4 separate regions of the Mus musculus genome follow, and all the other regions are linked to region 4. Evidence: chromatin loops called from intact Hi-C (ENCODE). Cell type or tissue: left cerebral cortex. All regions are shown on one strand. Region 1 overlaps Tbpl1 (TATA box binding protein-like 1). Region 2 holds the start of Tbpl1 (TATA box binding protein-like 1). Region 3 overlaps Tbpl1 (TATA box binding protein-like 1). Region 4 holds the start of Rps12 (ribosomal protein S12).

Evidence for each region. Peaks named below come from ENCODE experiments on the same cell type or tissue, not always from the same donor. Only the 100,000 strongest peaks of a DNase experiment are listed, where the experiment ranks them.
Region 1: a loop joins it to region 4, with 3 times the contacts of the local background. A loop is called at or near these places in 3 of 42 quality-filtered maps.
Region 2: it touches region 4 in a loop (5-fold over the local background); 9 of 42 quality-filtered maps call a loop at or near these places.
Region 3: it touches region 4 in a loop (4-fold over the local background); 11 of 42 quality-filtered maps call a loop at or near these places.

The regions. Positions count from the first base shown.
Region 1 is chr10:22,709,634-22,712,133 of GRCm38, forward strand. It overlaps Tbpl1 (TATA box binding protein-like 1), which reads right to left. Exons shown (of 7, transcript NM_011603.5): 2 at 2,281-2,458. The coding sequence starts at 2,415. Among named protein-coding and RNA genes, the nearest start is that of Mir7663, 19 kb to the right of the region's middle. In left cerebral cortex, a CTCF peak has its summit at 986 (motif pointing left); a DNase peak (open chromatin) is centred at 949.
Region 2 is chr10:22,730,364-22,732,863 of GRCm38, forward strand. It overlaps Tbpl1 (TATA box binding protein-like 1), which reads right to left and starts at 1,084. Exons shown (of 7, transcript NM_011603.5): 1 at 753-1,084. In left cerebral cortex, a CTCF peak has its summit at 988; DNase peaks (open chromatin) are centred at 225, 1,053 and 2,038; H3K4me3 peaks cover 1,948 bases; H3K27ac peaks cover 1,830 bases.
Region 3 is chr10:22,720,305-22,722,804 of GRCm38, forward strand. All of the region lies in intron 1 of Tbpl1 (TATA box binding protein-like 1), which reads right to left. Among named protein-coding and RNA genes, the nearest start is that of Mir7663, 7.9 kb to the right of the region's middle. In left cerebral cortex, a CTCF peak has its summit at 1,297; DNase peaks (open chromatin) are centred at 651, 1,026, 1,290 and 1,589; H3K27ac peaks cover 626 bases.
Region 4 is chr10:23,786,286-23,788,785 of GRCm38, forward strand. It overlaps Rps12 (ribosomal protein S12), which reads right to left and starts at 924. Exons shown (of 6, transcript NM_011295.6): 1 at 871-924; 2 at 709-759; 3 at 479-595. The coding sequence starts at 722. It overlaps LOC115487513 (a small nucleolar RNA gene), which reads right to left and starts at 258; the gene lies at 185-258. In left cerebral cortex, a CTCF peak has its summit at 1,032; a DNase peak (open chromatin) is centred at 1,055; H3K4me3 peaks cover 2,148 bases; H3K27ac peaks cover 1,314 bases.

The sequences.
Region 1 (2,500 bases), 1.1 Mb before region 4:
AAAAGGTCTATACACGACTCTCCCTGCAGAGGTCTTTCCTTGCTCCGTCATGTGCACATCATCACAGTACCATACAATGCAGGCTGAGGAAGATGATGTTCAAACTAAAATAAGCTGTCAAATTTCAGATGCGAAACCGTGAAATGACATCATCTGACACTTAGCTATTACTTGCCACCTCAAGACTGTCAGCTTAAATTCTTATTGTACTTTGCTTTTCTGATGGAGGGCGTCTCTTTAGGTAGCCCAGACTGGCCAACAATGCATGATTCTATACTCTGTGTGAGGACTACAGTCGTGTGTTTTGGCACCTGACTTTCTGTGTATTCTTCTTATTTTTATTTATTTATTTATTTGTTAAGGGAAGATGTTATTACTAACACATTAAAAAAAATCTTAATTGGCCAATGAGATTTTGGTTTTGTTGAATTCACCTCATTCTTGAGTTTCTAGTTCTAAAAACTGGAGATAATTTACCTAGGGTATACAGGCACTTAGGTTTTTAGAACTTAAATTAAACCTTCAGATACATCCCTAACTTAAAAAAAAAAATCTTTCGTGTTTGAAATGTAAATAAAGAAAATATCTAATAAAATATTTATTACAAAAAAACTTTTGTGTGTCTATGACATATACATGAATGTTCATACGTATGTGTGTGCAGGCACACACCGTCCTGTGACGCACTGGCTGGGCCATGTGCCCCAGGAATTCCATCTCTGCCTGTCTCCCACAGGAGAACAAGCAGCACCGCTCGTACCTGGGTTGTCACATGGTTCTGAGAATCCCAGTGCACCAAGACTGTGCAACAAGCGATTTGCCCACGGAGCCACCTCCTTGGTGTCTAGACCCTATCTAGTGCTAGGTCTCCTACGGCAACTCCTCAGTGCACCGTGGAGCCTCAGCACTCAGCCTTGCTCTCTCTTTCCTCCCTACTCCCACGTCAGTGTGCTTTCTCTCCTCAGTCTTCCCCCTGCTGGGCTAAGTATGTATGTAATGTCTGTTAGAGGAAGGATGCGATGCTTGCTGTGCTGAGTCTGGCTTACTCCCCTTCACTGCATGTAACAATGACATGCTCAGCGTGCATGTGTCAATTTTCTTTGTCCTCTCATCTGAGGACACCTAGCTTGACTCTGTCCCACCTGTCTCAGAGGCTGAGTTTACAATCCCATCAGCAGCGTGTATATAAGGGGCCACATCCCTGCAGCCGCAGTGCTTTGAATGAGAATGCTCTCCATAGGCTCATAGGTTCAAATACTTGTCCTCAGCTGGTGGCACTGTTTGGGAAGGAATAGGAGCTGTGGCCCTGGAGGAGCTGTGTCACTGGGGTTTGAGGTTTCAGCAGCCCAGGCCATTCCCAGTGTCAGTCCCCCTATGACCCTAACTCTGCCACACGCTTGTGGATCAAGATGTGAGCTCTTGCTACTACTGCCTGCCTGCCATGCCTGCCTGCTGCCATGCTTCCCACCAGAACTGCCTGAAACTATAAGCCCACAATAAACTCTTTCTTCTATAAGTGACAGAAAAGAAACTAAGACACTAGTCGCTGTTGTTCCCTTTTCTCTACGAGCCATGTGGACTAGGGTGACTTTTATTTTGCATTTCCCATGTTTCTACTGTTTCCTGGCTGCATTTTTCAACATGTACTTTATCAAAGCCAAATGCATATCCACTGTCAATATAGCTGACATCAAATCACTAACATTTTGTTACTTATTAATAACACTAATGCTTTTAAATAGATTAAAGAGGTTTAATAAAACAAAATCTTACACGTAGGTTAAAACACGAATCACATTCTTTTTTTTTTTGTTTGTTTTTTTTCGAGACAGGGTTTCTCTGTATAGTCCTGGCTGTCCTGGAACTCACTTTGTAGACCAGGCTGGCCTCGAACTCAGAAATCTGCCTGCCTCTGCCTCCCGAGTGCTGGGATTAAAGGCGTGCGCCACCACACCCGGCACGAATCACAACTTATTTTATTTAGCAACTTATTTTTAAAAATATAACTTAGCTAACTAAAAAGGAACAGGAAATTTACATACAACAGAATTAAAGTAGGGTTTGAACTAGGGTATACAGCCACCAAGATGCAAAGTCAGTCCTATCTCTTATCTGTACCTGTAATCTCCAGGAGAAGGGCCATTTCTACAGGGCTCCATGCTGCCCAGTTACACCTAGCATAACAAGGTGCTCACAATTCATCTGCACAATACAACAGTACCACTCAAAGCATGGTCAGATCAGGCTAGAGAGTGCACACACTGAAACTCAGACACTTACCCCAACATCACGCTTATAAATTACATTTGCTCCCTCCAAAGCAATCTTCCTTAAGTTCAAATGGCATCTTGTTCTAAAAACACAGACTACATTTGTAATTAAAATGTCCAATGCAACATCACTGTCTGCATCCATTGGGGTAGTTTAGAAACTTGGTTCCCACCACGAAGATCACATCCTGGGAGAGAAAACAAAATAGTCACTGAAATTTTATGTTCTG
Region 2 (2,500 bases), 1.1 Mb before region 4:
ATTCTTCTTAACCACAAGTATGCCAAGCTCACACTAGTCACTGCCAGTCTCGCTCTGCAGGTGACAGATGCAGTAAAGCTCACAGATGTGGACTGGCTGCAGCTTGACACTCGGTGCAATGTACACCCTGGCAGAGCCTGCAGATGCACAGCTAGCTCAGCAAAGGGAGTGTTTTCTATTTCAGTCATTTCCCATTTTATATACTTCTAGGACCCGTCCAGACGATTATGAAGCGATTACCGCCCCCCACCTTCCCACCTCTCATCCCTGCTCAACCCTATTCACAATTCATTTCTATCTTCCCGCGTTCCAGATCCTTCTTGCCGAAGCTTAATTCGGCCACTACTATTATTATAGAGTGGGGCTCCCGGCAAGTGCCAGAAGCGAGAGGCGCCGGCGCCGCTATTTAGGGGAGCCTTCGCGCAGCTGCTCCAAGTTTTCCGAGAAGCCACCGACCCCTCGCTTAGTGTCACGGTCCCTCTTTCCCCCGGGAGCGGGCTCCAGAACCCGGTCCATCCCTGCCCGCCTTCCACCGCGAGGCAGGCGCGCCCCACCCCCACCCCGTTATCCCTACTGGGATGCCCGAGCCGCTTGGCCCGTCCTCTCCACTAGCCGGTGGCCCGCGGCGCTCCCGTGCTCGGGTCCCCGCCTCGCACAGCTTCCCCGCAGCCCAACCGGCGCGGAGACGCCCCGCGGCAGCTCCAGGCCCCGCGGGCCCCGCACCCCCATCCCCGGACCGCCGACGGGGTTACCGTGGGAAGACGGGGCGGTCGTAAAGGACACGGCGGCAGCGCTGCTGCTGGTTGCGTCGGACGCGGAGAAGAAGCTGGAGGACAAGGATGAAGATAAAACGGGTCCGCTCCCCAGTCTCCATGGAACTCCCGCCCAGGCCCGTTGCTAGGAGCCCCCCAAGGCTCGAGCTCGGTTTCTCGCTTTGTTGTTCCGGGTACAGGGCGGCCGCCGCTTCCCCCGCGACAATAAATAGACTAGACGCACGGGGGCATAGAGGCGGCACGAGGCGGCTAGAGCGCCGCCGGACCCAGGAGCTCCGGGGATCCCGGCTAGCCACTCACTTCCGGTTCTCGCTGCTCCCCTCTCCGCCCCAACCCCTAGCTCCTTCCGCCTTCCCGAAGCCGCTGGCGAAGTCCTCCTCCTGCCCGCGGGCTGGGCGAGGCGGAAGTGGCCGGAGGGCGCTGGGTACCCGGGCTGCGCTTCCCTGAGCTCGCCCGCCCGGGGTGGATTTGAAGCCCCCGGTTTATTTTCCAGCTCCTCGTTGGCGAGCAGCATGACACAAATGGGCTTTCATTTTCCTGTAAACCAGAACTGTGCCTGGCACCCAACCGCCTGTACCGACGAGCTCAGCTAGCAGCCACTGGGCCCTTAGTCGTGACCCCGGGGTGACGGGGATCCCGGCCTTACTCATCGAGGGCCCCCGGCGGCGTGGCGGGAGCAACAGGGCTAGCAGGACGCTGGCGACGCACACTCGCTGGCTTGAACGGCCGCACCGGGCGGAGTGCGCCCTCGGGATGGCTTGGGCCGTGCTGCCCGAGGAGCGAGGCTCATAACGGCCGGAGCGCAGCCGCCCGCGCGACCCAGCTCTTGCCCTTGTGGGCTCGCTCTGGCCGGTGGTGGAGGCCAGCGGGTTAAAGGTCACGTGAGCCGTTTCCTTAGGTGGCTTGGCCTCTGACTGGAGCCACTTGGCCTTTTGAGAATGACTTAGACTGTCATCACAGGGTTTAGACGTGCACACCTAGTAGGGAAGTTTAAGTATTTGAGGGATAGCCAAGGATGCCTCTTTATCTCTCCTCCCTACTCTTAAAGTGTGAAAACGCGCGCACAACACACACACACACACACACACACACACACAGCGCACTCGAACGTTTTAAAGCCCTGAAGGACAGATTTGCTTCAGTTCTCACTTTTATTTATTTATTTTTTTGAGCAATATTAAATAGGTGTACTTTGTGTGGGATAGGACGAACAAGAAGCTGGGTGAGAAAGTCATGCCTATGGTGACTGATTTTGACAGATTTAGAAGGGATGGCCCTGAGAGGAGAGGAAAAGAGGATGTTGTGGTCTGGCTACACTGGGGCTGGCTACACTGGGGCGTGGAGGTGTTAATAGGAATAGGGCATGGCGAGTATAGCTAGGAGAAAGTGACAAGATAAAGTTGGAGGGGAACGAAGACCCAAACTCATCTGCACCTTGCAGACAGGAGTTTGGATTCTCTCCCAAATGGAGAGCAACGGGGTATGGTTTAAAAAACAACAACAAAAAAAAAAAAAACAAAAAAAAAACAAAAAACAAAAAACCGATAACCAGAAAAAGCTCTATTTTTAGGGGCTACTGCCCTGTTTAGAAGGCAATTTTACAACAATGGCGACTGATTCTAAGGTCTTTGATACTTTCCTTCAGGCAGCCCAGCAGGATACCTGGAAAGTGCCCTCTACTTTGGGCTGCCTTTTGTTATAGCCAAGGAGCCTTCCTTATAGAATTG
Region 3 (2,500 bases), 1.1 Mb before region 4:
ACTACTAAGTTCTGTGACTCTTAGAGAGCCCTGACTAATACACATGAACTATTAAGACTTGAAGGGGAGGCCAGCATGGAGAGTGGGAAGAACTATAGGGAGAAAACTGCAGAGGGAGAGTGGGTCAAACTGTGTCATGTTTGCTATTTATCCCAGTTGTGGTGATAAGCTAGAAGAGTGGGGGTGGGGAAGGACATAGACATAAATAACTACCACTCTGCAACAGGAGGGCTGGAAGATGAGATTGGTAAGGAAACCTATCAGCAGTCTAGGTAAGAGTAGACCAGAGTAGCACTGGGTGACAAAGAAAAGCTCAAGAGACAGGATAACAGGACTTTGCAATAGATTCAGGGAAGAGAAATGTGGAAATGGAGGTGATATTAGGTCTCTGGCTAAGGCTCTCATTTTCTAACACCAAAAAAAAAAGGCCTTGGATTGCTCAGGACAACTTGTTTGGAACATTTTTAGCTCCCAAATTAAAAATTGAGCAAGGAGATCTCTTAGTACTACTCAATTGTCGTTGTGAGACATCCAGAGTGCAGGAGACTACTCAGTAAAGCAATCTCTTATGAGCCATATGATGGGGAGAAGCAGAGAGGAGCTGCTGAACAGGTGCCTCAGTGTCCCCATGTGTAAAACACAGCACAGAGTGCATGCTTGGCACTGCACTTGTACACAGTAAGCATTCAGATTCAGCTATTCTTACTGTTACTATTATTATCATCTTTTCTTCCTCTTCCATGAGCAGAGAAATGTTCAAAAATGGAAAAGGTTTCTGGTGATTCATTACAGTCTTCAAGCTTTGGAACACAAGAATACTTCCTGTGTCTTTAAGTTTAAAAGCAAGAAGTAAAATAACGCATAAAATTTGATGTACCTGATCAATAAAATTAGTATGGTGGGAATATAGATTTAGCCACAAATTTAAATATAACTGCAGCCTTAAATAAGACTATTTTTAATCAAAACCCTTGGTGGCTACTGACTGGTCAGCCTGGGACTGAGATGGCTGGCAGAGGAGCAGCTGTGCGGGGATGAGAGCAGGAGCAGCAAGGGCTGAGCGTGTGGACTGCACGTTACCAACTGATTGCTTTGCTCAATTTCACTTAGGTCCCCACAGAAGCCAGAAAGCTATATATACTACAAGTATAGACATTCAATTTGAAAATTAAGCTTTAAATACTCAATATATTTTAAGGTGCTACTTCTCTTGGGTGGGTCATCTTCCACAGGTCTCTATCCTCACTGATTACAGACTGTGGTTTGAAACACCAAGACGGGTGGGTTGGCGCACACCTGTAGTTCCAGTAACCAGAAGCTAGAGGGTTGCTTGGAGTTGAGGCCATCCTGGGCTACAGGATGAGTTCCAGGTCACCCTAGGTTACAGAGTGACACCATAGCTTTTCATAGTCTTGTCTCCTCCTTAAATCAGACATCCTTATTGAAGTCTAATGTAGCCCCTCAGAAATTAAATTAATAGTTCCAGCAGTTATGGATTCCCTAAAACTGTGGGAAGACAAACATCTCTACGTGCTAGAGGAGGATGCTGTTTTCTTCCTATTTTAAATATGTCACGAATCTTAGACGCTCCTCCTGGAGTGTTCTGGGCTTCAGTTGCTATCTATGAACTTCACGGCTGGCTCCTATGTCAACCTATCAGAGACTTAATTTCACATTTCCACTGTCTACTAGGTTAAAACAACTCACTCAAGTCAAAGCCCCACAATTCCACAGGAGCACTGGAGCTGCTTCTACTACTGTCAAGTGAATGGAGTGGAGTCACTCATGACATCCCCAAATCTCTCAATCTTAGACATGTATGTACATGTCAATCTCACTCATGTATGGCACCCCAGCACGCTGGAGGCTGGGGGTGAGGACTCTGGTTGGTTTAAGGCTAGCTTGAGCTACCTAGAGAGCTCCAGGTTAGCCTGGGCTCAAGTGAGACCTACGCCACCCCTCTCCACAAAGCTTCAGAACCCTCCTTCATCTATCACTTTCCCTCTGATACTCAGCTAACTTCAAATGTAGCTTTATTTTCTGTGTCCAAAGCAAGAATTATTTTTAAGCTTTCTTGCACATCATTACGGCAAGAGCTCTCCTACTACAACTTTTCTGTTTGCTGTCTCCAATATCAAACAACTACTAGAATTCTCTTTCTAACTGTACTATATCCCTACTTTAAACAAATGAACAGACATACAGCAAACTCATGGCTCTCTTAGACAAACAGAATAGGCTCTAATGTGCTTGGCTCGAAGTGCTGTGTGCTTCCCATCCCCTTTTGCGTTTATAGCTGATTTACTTGAAACCCACCCTTACACGTCTGCTTTACAGCATACCACTCGAAAGAGAGGATCCCTTTCTGCTTGTCCCCATTCCTTCAGCAAACAAACTCTTACTCCAACTGCACATTTCCTGTGTAACTGCAGCCAACCAAGCCCTGTGGGTCTGCAAGGGAGGATCGAACCTCTTAGCAGTTAAGTCTAGCAAAAACCAG
Region 4 (2,500 bases):
CAAACAGTAGAATACACGTGCATAAGCCTAATAAACCATGCATGTTCTCAAGTCTCCCGGATATAGCTAGATTTCCCCGACACCACAATATTGTCGTTTAAGTATTTGCAAACTAAATAATGATGCCCCCCCCTTTTCCATCTTCTAGCAAAACTACCGGACTATCTATCCCCACGAGCTACAGGTTTGTCAGACTAGCTGTTTCTCACCCATGAACGGGGTGAAGGGGTATCCGACAATTCAAGTCATCATGCAAACACTGTAGCTTTACAAAACTACTGCTCGTCATCCCCGATCCACACAGCAACCCACACATCCTAAGTGGGCTAGAGTTGATACCTTTTCCTAGGTTTCCTGCTGGCCGGATGACATTCAGAACTTTTGTGCTAACAGCATGAACTTCACGCTCTCTTCCCTTGGCTGCTGCAGTCTTTGTTCCGGCTGCAACACCCCACAGTATTGAGACTGAGACACGTACTTGTCTAAGGCTTTGGCAGCTTCGCGTATGCCACGTGCTAGGCCATCGTGGATGAGGGCGGTCTTCAGCACCTCTTGTAGAGCAGTGTTGACGTCCATTACACCTCCAGCAGCTATGCTGGAATGCAGACAGAGACGTTAGGACCCTCGGCAGGCTAGGGATGGGGAACTAGCATGGAGAAAAGCCCAGACCAGCGCCGCCCGCGGGAGGCCCACGCCCCACTCGCTCACCCTTCCTCGGCCATGGCGGTGAATCACGGGTGACGCCGAATCTTGAACGCACTGAAAGACAAAACATCAGTAAATCGCCCGTTAAGACCCAAGTACTTCACTTTTGAAGCCAAGGCGCAGTAGACACGCTATCGCCGGCGCACGAGCTGGGATCACACTCACCCCGAGCTTCCGCCTCCGCGCAAGTCGGCGGCGGCAGGGGAAAAGGCCGGCGGTGGCCGCATGACGGTATTTAAGCGCTCCGCTCGACTTCTGTGCGCATGTGCAACTCCTCCCACTAAAGAGGTGGCTCCGGTGGTGCCGTGCCTTAGGAGTTTCCACTTCCGCCTTTAGGAGCGTCCGTGGTAAGAACGCGGCTGGATTTCTAGCAGGCATCGCAGCGGGCAGCCTTTGCCCAGGGGGCGTGGACCACAGAGGTCCCACGATCCGCTCCTACGGAACACGAGAGGAGCCAAACTACTGCCGTTTTCTTCGCTGCTGAATTACTTTGTTTTAAGCAGTTTTTCCACGTCTTATCGTGAAGTTTCCTGTTGCCAATACTGGCCGATTAGGCTGAGTGTGTCCACATTTTGGTCCTTTGGTTTTTAGCCTCTCTGAGTGGCTGTGATTTGTGTATGATCACAAACCCCACTGCTTTGCAACGTGTTTAAGCAGACCTTGCGGCCAGGTCAGATCCCGGTCTGAATGCAACCGGTTCTGAATGAACATTTAGGTAATGACCCTAGTTTTTTTCCCGAGTCGCAGCTTCGCAGACACTGGATCCCTGAGGTACATGTTAAACTCTCACTGTGGATCTGTCACTAAATTCCACCGAGGATTCGGCTACCAGGAGTGGAACTCCAGAATCTTAAAGCCAGTTCCCGCCTACGCCGACAAATGCATTTTAATTTCGAAGGAATCACTCGCTCTTCTACTTCCAAAGCAAATACACAAGACATCTCTCTCAGAAGATATCCCCGAAGCCAACCAGAGCTTCTGATGGCCAACCTGGTGGATACAGTGATCATTGTCGGGCTCATGAATTTCATGAGGATATAAGAAAGTTGATGGAAGTTTTAGCTTTTCCAATAAACGTTTGGGTTTCACCCCTAAAGCCTCATGCTTGCTTCCTTACCCCTGCAATTCAAAAAAGTATTTAATAGGTGGTTAGTTTCTGTGGGCGTATTTCTGCCAGTGTCTATGGTGCTGTTTTAAAGATGAGAGACGGCGGACACTTAAAAGTCTGCATTTTAAAAGATAAAGCTAGTATTTTAGCCAAAGAGTAACATACCAGAATGCCACGGTGCTGGGGAGTGGAGATGATGTGGGAACGCAGGGGATTTGGAGTTTATGGCAGCATTTAAAAGAGGTTTTAACTAGAGTTCCAGCCAGGTAAGTGCAGGAAGAATATTCAGACAGGAAGAGAGAGCAGGAAGGCACACGTGCCTTTTGGCTGTTTTGGAAGTGATTTTGAAACATTACACAGTCGGAAAAGAATGTGGTTAAGTAGAGTTTAAGTAGTTTCCTTAGTATAAGGCTATTAAAAGTTAATGTGTCAAACCATACATAAGTTGCAAGACTTTCATCCCAGCACCTGAGAAGCAGAGGCAGGTGGATAGCTGTGAGTTCCAGGCTACCAGGAAGACAATGTCTAAAGCAAAAAAAGGAAAACATTTAAGTGTTAAGCATATTAGAGTTCTCTTCCCGGAAGAAAAGTCTCACAGAAGAGACTAGATGGTAAAATTGGAAAATAACTACTGCATTTAAATACTAAGAAGAAACAGCTGAGTCCTTTCAGCTTGGTGCCTAAGTT